4 separate regions of the Homo sapiens genome follow, and regions 1, 3 and 4 are each linked to region 2. The links are chromatin contacts, found by Hi-C or POLR2A ChIA-PET in ENCODE. All regions are on one chromosome and are shown on one strand. The core of a region is the stretch at or near the end of the contact, and the rest is flanking DNA. Distances in the headings are between cores, read along the strand shown.

Region 1 (3,646 bases), core at 516-3,015, 6.6 Mb before region 2:
CCGCAAATGACACCAGCTAAGCATTGTGCGTTTTCCTAATGTGTCCATTTTACTTAGAGGTTTGGTGGGGGGTGGAGACTATTAAAACACTCATCAGTTGGAGGCATATACCTACATGTATGTATAAATATACATATATATCATTTATACATGTGCTTTCAAAGGAAAAAACTATTATCTCCAGAATATACACCAAGAACATCGATAACATTGGTTGCATATGAAAAGGGATTTCAGGTTTTCAACTGCTTCAAGCAGTGTCCCCAGAGATCCATAATCACTCTCCTTTGCAATTAAGGCTGAAAGCAGTTTGAGATGCACTGCCACAGGGCACTCCTAAATAAATTTGGAATTGGTTTTTTTTGTTTTTTTTTTGTTGTTGTTGTTGTTTGATACAGAGTCTCGCTCTGTTGCCCAGGCTGGAGTGCAGTGGTGCGATCTCGGCTCACTGCAAGCTCCGCCTCCCGGGTTCACGCCATTCTCCTGCCTCAGCCTCCTGAGTAGCTGGGACTACAGGCGCCCGCCACCACGCCCGGCTAATTTTTTGCATTTTTTAGTAGAGACGGGGTTTCACAATGTTAGCCAGGATGGTCTCGATCTCCTGACTTTGTGATCCGACCGCCTCGGCCTCCCAAGGTGTTGGCATTACAGGCGTGAGCCACCGCGCCCGGCCAATAAATCTGTAATTGTTAACTGTCTCTGCAGAAACCAACGGTACCATCAGAAACAGAAAAATGAAATGAAATAATTGATTCATTGGGCGTTCGTTTGTGTACTGGACTGTAAGCATATGAGTCCTCGTCCTCTCCTCCTACCATCCATAGGACTTAACACAAGGACTTGAGGACCCCCTAATGGATGAAATGTTTGATAAAAACTTCTCAACTGGGAGGAGCTCTACCTCACGTTTTTATAACTCCACTTTCTTGTTTCCAAGACGTTGTACACAAAACTGAAGATAGTCATTTAAAACAAAGTAACGTCCAAAACAAAAAATATGCTGAAAATAAAAACACAACGAAAGCACGGCTTCAAATCCTTTGTTTGACTTTCCAATCACTTTTGGAAGACGCAGGGTAGGCTGGAAAAGAAAAAGGCTATTAGGCGGGCCTGTTCAGCAGAACGAGACCCGGAGAGGCATTGTATCAAAGAAAAGGAGTCTCCGGTCGCAAGCCCCACCTTTCCTCCCCAGCAGCAGCTACCTGCTGAGGGAAAGAGGAGGGAGAGGGGAAGGGACGCAAAGTCGAGAATCAAAGGAAGAGAGGAAAGTGGGGTCAGGCGCTGAGAAGCCGAAATGAAATTGGAACATTGGTGGAATTACGAGGAAGGCGTGGCAGAGAGTGACAAGCCAACCGGGAAGATCCATGGGCCGATGAGACGCAAGGAGGGTGTTCGCGGGAGGAGGGAAAAAATAAAAGGGGTTTTGAGGTGAAGAGCGCCCGAGGCTTCGATGACAGCTCGGACCGGGTCTTCGACTCCAGGGGCGGGGGCGACCCGGGAGCCTTCCATTGTGCGCGCCCCTTCCTCTCCCCGCCCCCGCCCTCGCCCCCGCGGCTTCGGGCCGCAACCCCAGCTGCCGCCTGCGCCTCCCGTTTCCCCCGGGTAGGAGACAATATGTTCAGCCCTTCTCTGACCCTTTCTCACCGGATGAAGATGGCCGTCGCCCGAGCTTTCTCTTGTCCATCTTCTCCCGCTGCTGAAATTTCAGTTGCAGGCGCTGTCACCTCAGGACCCCTCCGGCTTGGAGAGGGAGGGGGAGGGGAAAGGAAAAAAAAAAAAAAAAAAAAAAAAAAAAAAAAGCCCGCAAAGTGCGAAGCGCGCTTGCGCAAGAGCCGTCGCCTGCCCTTCGACCGGAAATCAGCCGCCCCTCCCACCTTCGACCGGAAATCACTTCCTGGGACTTTTCACTGTGGGCTGCCTCTTCCAGCGTTTTTTTGGTGGCGTTTATTTCATGATCTGAGCCCCTCTGGGGAGGTGAACCACCTGGGTGCTCGATTTTAGCTTTGTTGACTTTGAAGATTAGATTGACAAAAATTAAAAGGGAAAAACAGGAACTCCTCCGGTTCACTGGATCTCGCGAGGTGGCCAAACAACTATGAAAACAAAACGTTAGCGTTTGCAGTATTACATCCCTCACAGCCTCTCTTACATATTTGCCCCCAACGCCTTTCCTCGAACTCAGAAACCAAAAGATTTTAAGATGGCAAAATCACCTAATAATAGCCTAGCTATTAGTTTAGCATTTGCTGTGGAAATATGTCAGCAGACGAGGAAAAATGTCTTAGGATTCCTTTTTAAAATTCGAACTTGTGATTTTTAAAGTTCCTTAAAAGAAAAGCTAGAACTTAATTTTTCAATAACTGAAATGCTGATATGACAGAAAGTGGGTGGCTATAAACTTGGAATTTGTTCAATTAACATTTACCACGATACTTAAGGGACTAATCCAGTCCTCAATGAACTCAAGGTCTGGTACTATTAGCCTGATTATCCCTAATGGTGCATATCTGAATAATTTTTAAATGCACGTGTAAGCTTTCATGACGATTTAATCACAAGTTTAACAAAATTCAGCACAGTGCTCTAAGCAGGGAAAATGTTTCTGGCATGTTCAAAGCCCGAAGGGACTCTGGAAGTAGGGTTTGATTCCCAAGCTGGCCCCTTTATACCCCTAACGCCTATCCCTCCAACCCCCATCTCCCATCCTAACGGAGTCAATAAAGGGATCGGCCCAACTCGTCCACTAGAGCAGTCCCCTTCATCGTGAGTTAAGCCTTCTTAATTATAATGTGGTCAGTCCCCAGGTAGAGGTAAGGCCCCAGGTGTTGTGGGGTGTTGGGCCTGGGGAAGTGTTCTACATGGCAGGAATGACTGCAAAGCAGAAATACTTTAAGTCTTGCTGGGATTGAAGTTTACTGTAAGGATTTCGTTTTATTTGGTTAATTTCTGTTTAACAAAAACATTGCTTTCTGAAAAATAATTGAATTTTCAGTTTCCTCACAAATTAACTTTTTTTTTTTTTTGAGACGGAGTCTCGCTCTGTCGCCCAGGCTGGAGTGCAGTGGCACAATCTCGGCTCGCTGCAAGCTTCACCTCCTGGGTTCACGCCATTCTCCTGCCTCAGCCTCCCGAGTAGCTGAGACTACAGGCGCCCGCCACCACGCCCGGCTAATTTTTTGTATTTTTTAGTAGAGATGGGGTTTCACCATGTTAGCCAGCATGGTCTCGATCTCCTGACCTCGTGATCCGCCCGCCTCAGCCTCCCAGAGTGCTGGGATTACAGGCGTGAGCCACTGCGCCTGGCCCAAATTAACTTTTTTAACTAAAGAACTTAACTGATTCTAAAGTCAAGCTGGGCCGGACACAGTGGCTCGCGTCTGTAATCCCAGCACTTTGGGAGGCCGAGGCAGAATAGATTGAGCCAAGACATTCCAGACCATCCTGGGCAACAAAGCAAGACCCCCCTCTCCACAAAAATATACAGGCCAGATGCTATGACTCACCCTTGAGCCCAGGAGTTTGATACCAGCCTGGGCAATATAGTGAGACCTCCTCTCTACAAAGAAAAAAACTAGCCACACGTGGTGGCGCATGCCTGTAGTCCCAGGTACTCAAGAGGCTAAGGCAGGAAGATCACTTAAGCCCA
Region 2 (3,193 bases), core at 1-2,500:
ACACATTTAAAAAGGCACAATTAGAAGAATACCGCAAAAATAAAAAGAAAAATTCAGTTTGATCTGAGGGGGAAAAGAAAAAGCTGTTTTCATGAAAAACAGATTTTGAAGTACTTTTGTCATCAGCTTCCTTTCAATTCTTCTGGTTAATTTCATGAAGGCTGTGCGACCTTTCAACTTCCAAATGTTTGCAGGAGGGAAGGGTGGTAACGTGTGAGTGGAAAAACAATTAATTTTCAAGGTATGGGATTTTATAGTAGAGACTTCCTTAGCAGGATGGACCGTGACAGGGTGTTAGTGATGGAGACCTTAGGAGGAGAGGGCAGAAGATATGGGTTTGAGGTCCTGATGTACTCTGCCTGCTGTGTGATCTTGGACAAGTTCCGACCCCTCTCAGGGGTTCAACATCTTCCTACCTACATGAAGTGATGGGATCAAACACCTCTGTGGCCCTCTCTAGTCTATATGTTTGCATTTCTAACTGTAGAGCATGATAAAAAAATAAATCAGAAGTCAGTGATCTTTAGGTTACTAGTCAGGATGAAACTCAAAAGATCTATTTTTAAAATTATGAGTATTGGGTGTGGTGAAAATATTCATATTTGGGGTCAGAGAGTTTTTCTAATAGAATCAATTCTAGAGCATTCAGACTTGCTCTCACCCCAAAGAGGAAGTGAATGAAAGCTCTTCTTTCTCCTCTGCTGCTTTCTTTGTCCATGGGAGTATGCAAATTTTTCTGGCAACACAGAAGACTGAACACAGGAAGCCTGAACCCCGTGAAGCCATAAGGCTTAGCATGGGTGTGGAGGGTGATCAACCCCTCATCTGTCATTCAGAACTCCATGCTGCAACACAGAGGGGAAAAAAAACCTTCTGCTCCCTGTTTCAACCTCAAGGGCAGAGAACACAGGCCGAGTTGCTGTTCTTGTCTCACAATCTGGAGGCCAGAAGTCTGAAATCAAGGTGTCGGCAGGATTGGCTCCTTCTGGGAGCTGCGAGGGAAGTATCTGTTCCAGGCCTCTCTCCTTGGCTTACAGATGGCTGTTGATATGGTTTGGCTGTGTCCTCACCCAAACCCCATCTTGAATTGTAGTTCCCATAATCTCCACGTGTCATGGAAGGGACCCGGGGGAGGTAATTGAATCATGGGGGCAGTTACCTTCACGCTGTTCTCGTGAAAGTGAGTGAGTTCTCAGGAGATCTGATAAGGGGACTTTCCTCATTTTACTCACTCAGTTCTCTTCCTGCCACCACTTGAAGAAGGACGTGTTTGCTTCCCCTTCTGCCGTGATTCTAAGTTTCCTGAGGCCTCCCCAGCCATGCTGAACTGTGAGTTAATTAAACCTCTTGCCTTTATAAATTACCCAGTCTTGGGTATGTCCTTATAGCAGCATGAGAATGGAAATACAGCCATCTTCTCCATGTGTCTCTTTACATTGTCTTCCCTCTGTAAGCGTTCGTTTCTGTTATAAGACACTAGTCTTATTGGATTAGAGACTGTAATGACCTCATTTAAATTTGATTACCTCAGTAAACACACTATCTCCAAATAAGGTCACATTCTGAAATATTCAGGGTTAGGACTCCAGTAATATCTTTTTGTGGGGAGACACACTTCAATCCATAACATACTATAAGAGAAGGGAGCGCTTACCACTGTCCATTACCTGGAACCAGTTCAGACAACCATCATCTTTCTACATGCGATGGAGAAAACAGTTCACCTGGGCATTTTTGCTATGACAGGAGGAAACGTCAATATCAAACCATTGGAGAAGGTAGCTGAGTCATTCATTTGTGGCAGCAACCATCTTTCCTTCCCGCACCCCCTGGCTAGGCTGCTCCATGTTGGGAGGTGGTGTGTTCAGTACAGCCACAGTGAGCTAAGTGAGGGCTTCAGCTGCAGGCTGGAGTGACCCAGGGAGGAACTGCCGCCTATCAAAAGGAAACACCTGCCACAGAAGGTTCACTGAAGCCTGAGAAAATAAACGTCAAGAGCTCTGGGCTGTGCCACCACCAGTCTCCACCACTATTCTGAGGCAGAATGCACCTATTGGCTCACAATGCTGTGAAAGAAAACAAGAAAGTCGTGATGGTGAGCGCTGCCCTGCAGAGATAATGAGCCACTAGAGTAGTTCTGAGGCAGGAGCCAGAGGAGCTGTGACACAGAGGCAGTCAGGGAGTGGGACTGGGGTCACAGGAGGGGCTGGACCCAGTGGTCTAGTGCCTCATCTCATTCCAGATATGTGACCTAAGATCTGCATGTGTGTGCCTGTGCATGTGTGTGCCTATGTGTATGTGGATATGTGGCAACATATATGTGCATGCATGTAAGTGAGTACACATGCATGTGCATGTGGTGGGGTGTGGGTGACTGGATAGAGGGAGCATGGGGAAAGGGAGGGAAAAGAGGGTTAAAACCGTGACAGGATAATAAGCATCTGAAATACTTAACTACAACAAAATGTTCTGAGGCTTTGTACAGCCTTATTTTCCAAACTGCAGGTTGTGGCTCAGCAGTCAGCTGGGAAATCAATTTACCCATGCAGAGATTCTTAACCTGGGTCTGTGGACACTGCCCTTTCCCCACAAGAGGCCCAAGGATAGAATTGTATTTCAATATCATTGATTTCCTTTGTAAGCCTAAGAGTTTTGCTTTATGCATTTAAAAACACTACAAGAAAGGATCCATAGGCTTCATCACATGGGGTAGAAATGGCACGTGCACACATGCATACACACACACACATACACACAAACAGATACACACACACACACAAACACATATACACACACACACAAGGTTAAAAATCTCTAGGTCAAAACCAGCATTTTAAAAAGTTATTAAGATAACTAGATTATAAAGAAATTAAAAAATTTGAGCTATGCATGTAATGAGGGTACTGTTTTGTGAAACTGGTTTTAGATATACAAATACTTGTGTATATAAAATATACATATGTATATGTGTGTACATATTTATGCACACACATTTATTTATTTGTTTATTTTGTGATGGAGTCTCGTTCTGTCACCCAGGCTGGAGTGCAGTGGCATGATCTCAGCTCACTGCAACCTGTCTCCCGGGTTCAAGCAATTCTCCTGCCTCAGCCTCCTAAGTAGCTGGAACTACAGGCATGCCACCATACCCAGCTAATTTTTGTATTTTTAGTAGAGACGGGGTTTCACCATG
Region 3 (3,335 bases), core at 307-2,806, 5.6 Mb after region 2:
TGGGCCGCATTAAAAGCCGTCCTTGGACGGGGGTTGGAAAAGCTTGGCTTAGGCTAAAGCAAAACTGCTTTAGGATTAAGCATTCATTCTTGCATGGATACATTACACTACTTCTGCTTTCAGAAGTGCAATTACAATGTATTTTACTTCTTTTGTAACAAATACTTTGAGTACTTAAAGAGAAACAACACATGTATCCCAAACAGCAACTCTGTACTATGTTAAACAAGAGTTCTATGGGAGAGAAAAAAGTCATCAAGGTGAATGGAGAGTAGGACAGCCTGTTGATCCTTCAAAAGGCAGGTTTGTCTGTTTGGTTTTCTTTACAAAAGAGCAAACCTGGGAATATGTTTCAGGATCCATGTAACTCACCGTAAGATTTATTCAAGAAATCTGTACGTTGTTTATAGGTAAGGAAATGTCTTCTTTGCCTACACAGTTGGCCACGACTGTCTTGATCTGTGTGGTGTTAGGTTACTGTATCTACTTGATGGTAAAAATGTTACAAGAACGGAAGTTGAAATTCTGCACTTTGGTTTATGCAGTCTCATATTTCCAGATAAAGTTAATAAACGCAAAGGACCATATCCCAATGTAACGAGGAGGGTTGGGAGGACAAGCTTCAAGAACGAGTGGGGTGAATTCAACTATCAAAATTGTAAACATGAACAAGAGTCCAGGAATCTTATATTTCATCCGGATACATGAAAGTAGATTTCAAGAGTTGGTCATTCACTTGCACTGCTTCTACTCAGAAAGCAAAAGAACGGCTTCTAAAAAGAAAACACAAGCCTAACACTTCGACAGAGGGGTGAGAGGGAAAAAGCAAGCCACATGAGTCTGACGAACGGGTACGAAAGAAATTCAGAGGGCAAGGAAAGAAGGGGAATGAAGAAGACAGGAAAAGGTGAAGGAGGCGGGCAAAGGCCATCTGGTGTGAACCTGGCTGCCCAGCTCTTTATGCACCCAGGGCAGCGTGGGGCCCCTCTCGCCCCGCGCGCATCTAGGAGCTGGGGCGCAGTGCGAGCCCCCCACGGGCCTGGCAGCCGGGGACGCAGGGCGGGCGGGAGATGAGGGGTGCGCTCGCCGCGGGCGCTGACGCCCCACCAGGTGCCGCACGCAAGGGTCCCCAGGAAGGAGGCGCACTTAGCGCAGCCCTGGCCTCCCGGAGCAGGAAGGGGGTGGGTGGAGCTGAGCCCGGGGCCGCCCTCCGGAGCCGCCCCCGCAGCCCTGGCCCCCGCCCCCCGCCCCGGCTGTCAGCGGCCCCCTCCCGCAGTCACTTACCCGCCGGCTGCGCGGTCTCGGCCGCGGTGGCGGCGGCGACGGCGGCGACCCCCGCCTGGGTCATGATCCCAGGAGGGGAAGGCAGGAGTGTCTGACCGTCTGGGCGAATCTCTCCGTCCGCGGCCACCGCCTGCTCCTCCGGGGCTGGGGGAGCGCGGGCCCAGGCCCTCCTCTCCCCCCGCCCCCGCCGCCTCTTTTTGCGGCCACCGCAGCCGCTGCGAGCCCGAGCCCTCAAGGCCGGAGACCCGGCGGCAGCGCGGCCTCAACTTTCCCAGCCCCCCTCCCCCCGCCCCTCCCCGCCCCTCCCGCGGCCGCAGCTCAGCAAGCGAACAGCCTACCCTGGGCGCGCCGCGTTCCCGCCTCTTTCACTCAACCCGCCAATCAGGCTGCGGGAACGCTGCCGTGGTAGCCAATAAGAAGACAGAATGCCGTTGCACTACGCTAGAGGGCGGGAGGAGGCGGAGAGGAAACCAAGGAGTGAACGGGGATCGGGCGGCCCAATGAGGAGGGCCGGGGGGCGGAGGTGTGCAAGTTGGGTTGAAGAAACAGGAAATATTCTTAAAGGTAGAGTGACGGACAGGAAGGAAAGCCAGTAGGTGAATGGGAAAGAGGTGGGCCTGGTTCCTTAAAGGGGACGCCTTGAGAACCTAGAAAAGAAGGTGTTTTAAGAAACTTCTTTGTATCTTCTTCTGTGGTCTCTTTTCTTCGTCTTTCGGTAGGAGTTTGGAAGTGGAAAAATTGAAAAGGAAGAGGGCACGGAAGTCTTTCGGAATAGTTAGCCCCTCTTAACGTGGAGGGCAGGAAGGTGAGAAGATACGTCTTAGTAAATGTGGAGAAGAAAGAATCAGACGTTTCCGACTTCTCGATAACTGGAAGATTGTTGCTGACTTGACGCTGCTCGCATTCGTAGGCTGTGGTCTCTTGTCATCCTTTATTTGCAACAACACACAGATTTCTGTGAATTGGAGATGGCCATGTTCAGAAATGCCCTGGGGGCCTCCCAGCTGGGACAAGGGAGTTTGGCATTGGGGGATGGGGTTTGAGATCTCAAGCCTGGGTTACTAAATACCTGGATCTAGGAGAGGTAGGGCCAGGGGTCACGAAATGGAGACCTGAGTGCCCCTTAACTCCAGGATCTGTGTGGAGCCCTTGGAACCGTGATCACAACTCCCTCTTCCTAGTTTCGCTTCATATTTTATAACCTCCTGCTGAAACAGGTGTCCTCCACCTAGTTGCGGTTATAGATTTCCAAGCCCTTCCACAACCAGATTTGGAAATATCCCAGATCTTAGATGTCCGTGGGCTAACTTCCAGAAGGTGCACACAGGGCATGGCATAATGGGAATTACTTGAGCCTGTATACAGAAGCAGCAGACATCGCATTGAGCAAAAGGGTAAAGGCTAACAGTAACGGAGTCTTATGTTTGTACAGCAGATTGAAAAGCTATGATGAAACGGAAGGCCTGTAATGTTGCTTATAAACTGTGGTACTAATAAACAGGCTAGAAATTTTCTTTAACTCATCCATCTAGGCACACGAAGTTCTAATTAGCCTTTGAACAGACTTGGCACATCCAAATCAAAACTGCAGATAAGAAAGATTCTACGAGTCAGAGCCATAATAGCAATGCTAATAACATCACCATAAAATTGTATAGTATTGGTATGCTCAGCCATAGGAAACAATTTCCAGTGTGTTCAGAATACAAGGTATTTCTCGTTAACAAATATCATATCCAGGGTGTGCATGATTTCCTAAACAACTGCAATGCATCAATTCTAAAGTAAAAACAAATAGTTTTGATGATTCATGAAACAGAATTTAACCATTCCTTTAGATCACCTTTAAAAAATACACATTAATATATTTCTGGCACGATATAGACGTAGAAAAGAAGAACAATTTCCGTTTGATAAAGATCAGAATATTAGCTTTTTAAATTAATCCTTATTACCTAAGTGTAGCCTAAATCCCAAACAGGGATTTTTCTCTTTTCTTTTCTTTTTCTTTTCCTTTTCTTCCCTTTCCCTTTCCTTTCCTTTCCTTTGTT
Region 4 (3,360 bases), core at 434-2,933, 9.6 Mb before region 2:
TATCTTTCACTCATTTGTTCAACAAACATCAACCATTACCAAGCCAAACACTTGCCAGATACTGTTTTAGGCATTGTATATAGGCTCATCCTAGACTTTAAAAATTGTCTGGAGAGTAACCACCAGGTCGCCATACATAATATCCCTGGATTGGTCTAAAACAGGTAGGATTTGGGTGGATGAATTGTAAATCTGATCCAGTTTGGCATTTCTTATGATCTAATAACAATTCATTGTGTATATTGATTTAAGAAAATATAGAAACATAATACTACCTAATGCAAACTCTTTGATCTGAGTGATAAAGAATTTGTATAAATAGACAAAAATAAACACCCAGACTGAAGTCCTACCTGTTCACTTGATTAAAACTGTATCTCTTTAAAAGATGGATACTTTGGCCAAATAGTTGGCTTTTTCTGTTCTACGTTCTGAGCTACACCAGTTTCTCCAACATCAAAGTTTCCTTTTCCACCACCTTAATTCGCCATCCTGCTGTCCAAAGCTCATAACTTCAGAGCTTCACTTTGTCCCCAGACTTATACACTGAATTCCAGTGAACCAGAAAGAATGCTCATGGAATACAATTAGTGACTAAACAATTCCAAAACGCTATTGGTTTGCTTTCTTTCTAGACGATGTACTTAGAAGAACAATAATAAAATTTCAAAGGGACCAAAATCTTTCTTTCTACTCCTCTCACATGAATCACCACCTCCTTTGCAAACAAGTGATTATTTACAAAGCTTGTTAAAAAAGTAGTTTAGGCTTGCATTTCATTTAGAATTGCTCTATTGCTCCATATTTTGTTTTCCCCTATGATTTAAGAATAGTTTTATTGTACATATCTTTACAAATATTTAAATCAAAGAGAATTACTGTAGTTTAAAAAATAGAAAAACGGGGCCAGGCGTGGTGACTCACGCCTGTAATCCCAGCACTTTGGGAGGCTGAAGCGGGCGGATCACCTAAGGTCGAGAGTTTGAGATCAGCCTGACAAACATGGAGAAACCCCGTCTCTACTAAAAATACAAAATTAGCAGGGCATGGCGGCACATGCCTGTAACCCCAGCTACTCGGGAGGCTGAGGCAGGGGAATCGCTTGAACCCAGGAGGCGGAGGTTGCGGTGAGCCGAGATGGCGCCATTGCACTCCAGCCTGGGCAACAAAAGCGAAACTCCGTCTGAAAAAAAAAAAAAGAAAGAAAAAGAAAAAGAAAAACAACAGAGGAAAAAACACGGCATGGGTTATGAAAACAGTTATCGAAACAAAAGATTATCTCAGGTGAAAAAAGGAAATTGACAGCGCTACGTAAGCAAAAAGATCTCAGATTGTACTTGTTGACCAGGAGGTAACTGGTAATTAGGAAAGTAAACATTTCTGCCCTCATCTACTATGCAAAACTACATTGTCTTTTCATAAAATTTTGCAGAATCTTACCTTAAAGGGGAAGATCACAGGTTACTACATCACTGCTTTTTTATTCAAACTAAAAATCATACTTCAGTGTTTTTAAAAAGTTAAATGAAATCCAGAACGCCAAATAAAAGGCCAATAGAGAAAAAGAGAAGGAAGCCAGATGCATGCCTGTATTTCTGGAAGGAGAGTTTCTCAAAGGCTTTTTTTTGAAACCTCCTTAGCTAGAGCTAAGGTTTGAGGTTAGCTGAGCATCGCGTGCCATTCTTGAAGGGTCCTAGGCACTGACTCATTTGCTTTATCATTTCTCATGAAAGCAAGAGGTGGCAGCCATCACCAGAGAGCAAAGGGGTGACTTGGTGACTGATCTCATTACTGAACTAAGGAGAGCACTCTCACGCAAAGTTCAGAACCTCCCCACACCCAGAGAAACTCTGCCAGTTCATAGAAAAGAAGTTATTTCCACCCAAGAAGACAAGTGGCAACTGGAAACAGATGTGAAGAAAACAAGAATAAACACCTTTTTCAGAAATATAACAACTGTAACAAATAATCAGTTTTTCCAGTTCCCACCTGTACACCATGCTCTCAACTATATACTGCAAGTTAAAACAGAATTGATCATGGTTCTGTATTTTTAAATTCTCTCGCTTTCTAAATACATCACTTCACTTTTAACAGTCCAAAGAGCTCTTTATAATTTACTTCCTCTAAGGTAAATTTAGGTGCAATTTTAATAGACTGGTAGGGGCAAATGCCTCATTCCCACCCAAAGGGTTGAGGAATGAGTGATGGACACGGTGAGCTAGGAGAAGTAGAAAGTGATCAGTGCCCTGTGGGAAATAATGGGAATGTCACAGGTTTCTTCTTTTCTGGGTCACTGGGGCATGCCTTTTGATTGAGCATAACACAGATTAATGTCATTGCCTGTGGATTTTGGAAGGAAATTGCAACAACTTTGGTTGATCACTTACTGGAGTAGAGACGGGGAGAGACAGATACTTTTCTACTTTACATGCATTTCTATTTCAATCCTTTAAGCAACCAGGAGAGTAAATATTTTTATTCCAATTTTAGGATGAGAAAGTGGACACATGGAGTTAATAGAAAAGGAGAGTAAAAATGATGGAATACAGGCAGACTGGCCCCATTGTCAAACCGTAGTCTGAATGTTTCAAAAGCACATCTGCCTTTTTTGTGACCAATAACCAGCATTTTTGTATAACTACAATTAGTGAAGCATGTCCTCATATATTATCTCAATTTATCCTCATTAAAGCACAGATAGAATGTGCTATTCTTAAGCTTGTTACTCAGGTGAGAAAAACGAGTTTCAGGGAATTCTCAAGATCACTCATCCAGGAAGTGATAGAGCCACCACCAGAACCCAAATCTTGTGCCTTCAAATCAAATCCTCTCCTCTTTCAGTTTTGCCTCTCACCTCTCATCTCCACTCCCATCCTCTTATGATTCATGGGAAGGTTGTGAGCTGCCGTAGACTCTCACACCCACTTGCAAGCTGAACTGGAGCTTTAGCCTGTCAGCTACACAGCTTCCTTGTAGCACTTGAATTTTTCATCAGTTATTTGCACCTTAATATGACAAAGGATATGAGATGAGGTTTTTTTGTGACACATTGTAATAACCCAAAGTTGTTAGTTTACATTAGGGCTCACTCCTGGTGTTGTATATTCTATGGATTGGGACAAATGCGTAATGACATACATCCACCATTACAGTATCATACAGAGTAGTTTCACTGCCCTAAAAATCCTTTGTGTGCCACCTATTAATCCCCCCTACTCCCCACAACCACTCATTTTTTTACTCTGAGATGAGTTTTTAACGGTAGGAAAAAAAAAGAAAATTTGAACAAACAGAAATACAGAAGATGAGGGCATTTAGTACTTAAAATATGTGGGATTATGTGGGTGGGAGAATTGA

The links. Hi-C counts contacts between places; a loop is a spot of excess contacts on that map. ChIA-PET counts read pairs that join two places held with the same protein, here RNA polymerase II (POLR2A). Pooled maps may share reads with other maps.
Region 1: a pooled map shows a loop between it and region 2 (6-fold over the local background). The contact joins the promoter of SENP7 here to the promoter of LINC01215 in region 2. A Hi-C loop is called at or near these places in 1 of 37 single-sample maps with no recorded cell type and 5 of 50 pooled maps. POLR2A ChIA-PET finds 5 or more read pairs at or near these places in 1 of 52 experiments (B cell).
Region 3: a loop to region 2 is called in a pooled map, with 10 times the contacts of the local background. The contact joins the promoter of USF3 here to the promoter of LINC01215 in region 2. A Hi-C loop is called at or near these places in 2 of 50 pooled maps. POLR2A ChIA-PET finds 5 or more read pairs at or near these places in 2 of 52 experiments (B cell and T-cell).
Region 4: a map with no recorded cell type shows a loop between it and region 2 (19-fold over the local background). The contact joins the enhancer-like site here to the promoter of LINC01215 in region 2. A Hi-C loop is called at or near these places in 4 of 37 single-sample maps with no recorded cell type and 2 of 50 pooled maps.

What each region holds. Positions count from the first base shown.
Region 1 is chr3:101,511,447-101,515,092 of GRCh38, forward strand. SENP7 (SUMO specific peptidase 7) reads right to left here and starts at 1,766. Exons shown (of 24, transcript NM_020654.5): 1 at 1,645-1,766. The coding sequence starts at 1,684.
Region 2 is chr3:108,123,814-108,127,006 of GRCh38, forward strand. It overlaps LINC01215 (long intergenic non-protein coding RNA 1215), which reads left to right and starts at 1,251. Exons shown (of 2, transcript NR_110030.1): 1 at 1,251-1,329. RefSeq lists enhancers at 434-693, 488-988, 774-823, 894-1,033, 1,314-1,363 and 2 more.
Region 3 is chr3:113,695,086-113,698,420 of GRCh38, forward strand. It overlaps USF3 (upstream transcription factor family member 3), which reads right to left and starts at 1,557. Exons shown (of 7, transcript NM_001009899.4): 1 at 1,285-1,557. RefSeq lists silencers at 888-1,277, 1,298-1,767.
Region 4 is chr3:98,554,673-98,558,032 of GRCh38, forward strand. No RefSeq gene overlaps it. Among named protein-coding and RNA genes, the nearest start is that of GPR15, 24 kb to the left of the region's middle. RefSeq lists enhancers at 1,111-2,310, 1,362-1,681, 1,812-1,891. Within about 2 kb of position 1,684, at least 6 of the 41 ENCODE cell types and tissues checked have a DNase peak (open chromatin) inside an H3K27ac peak, as active enhancers do.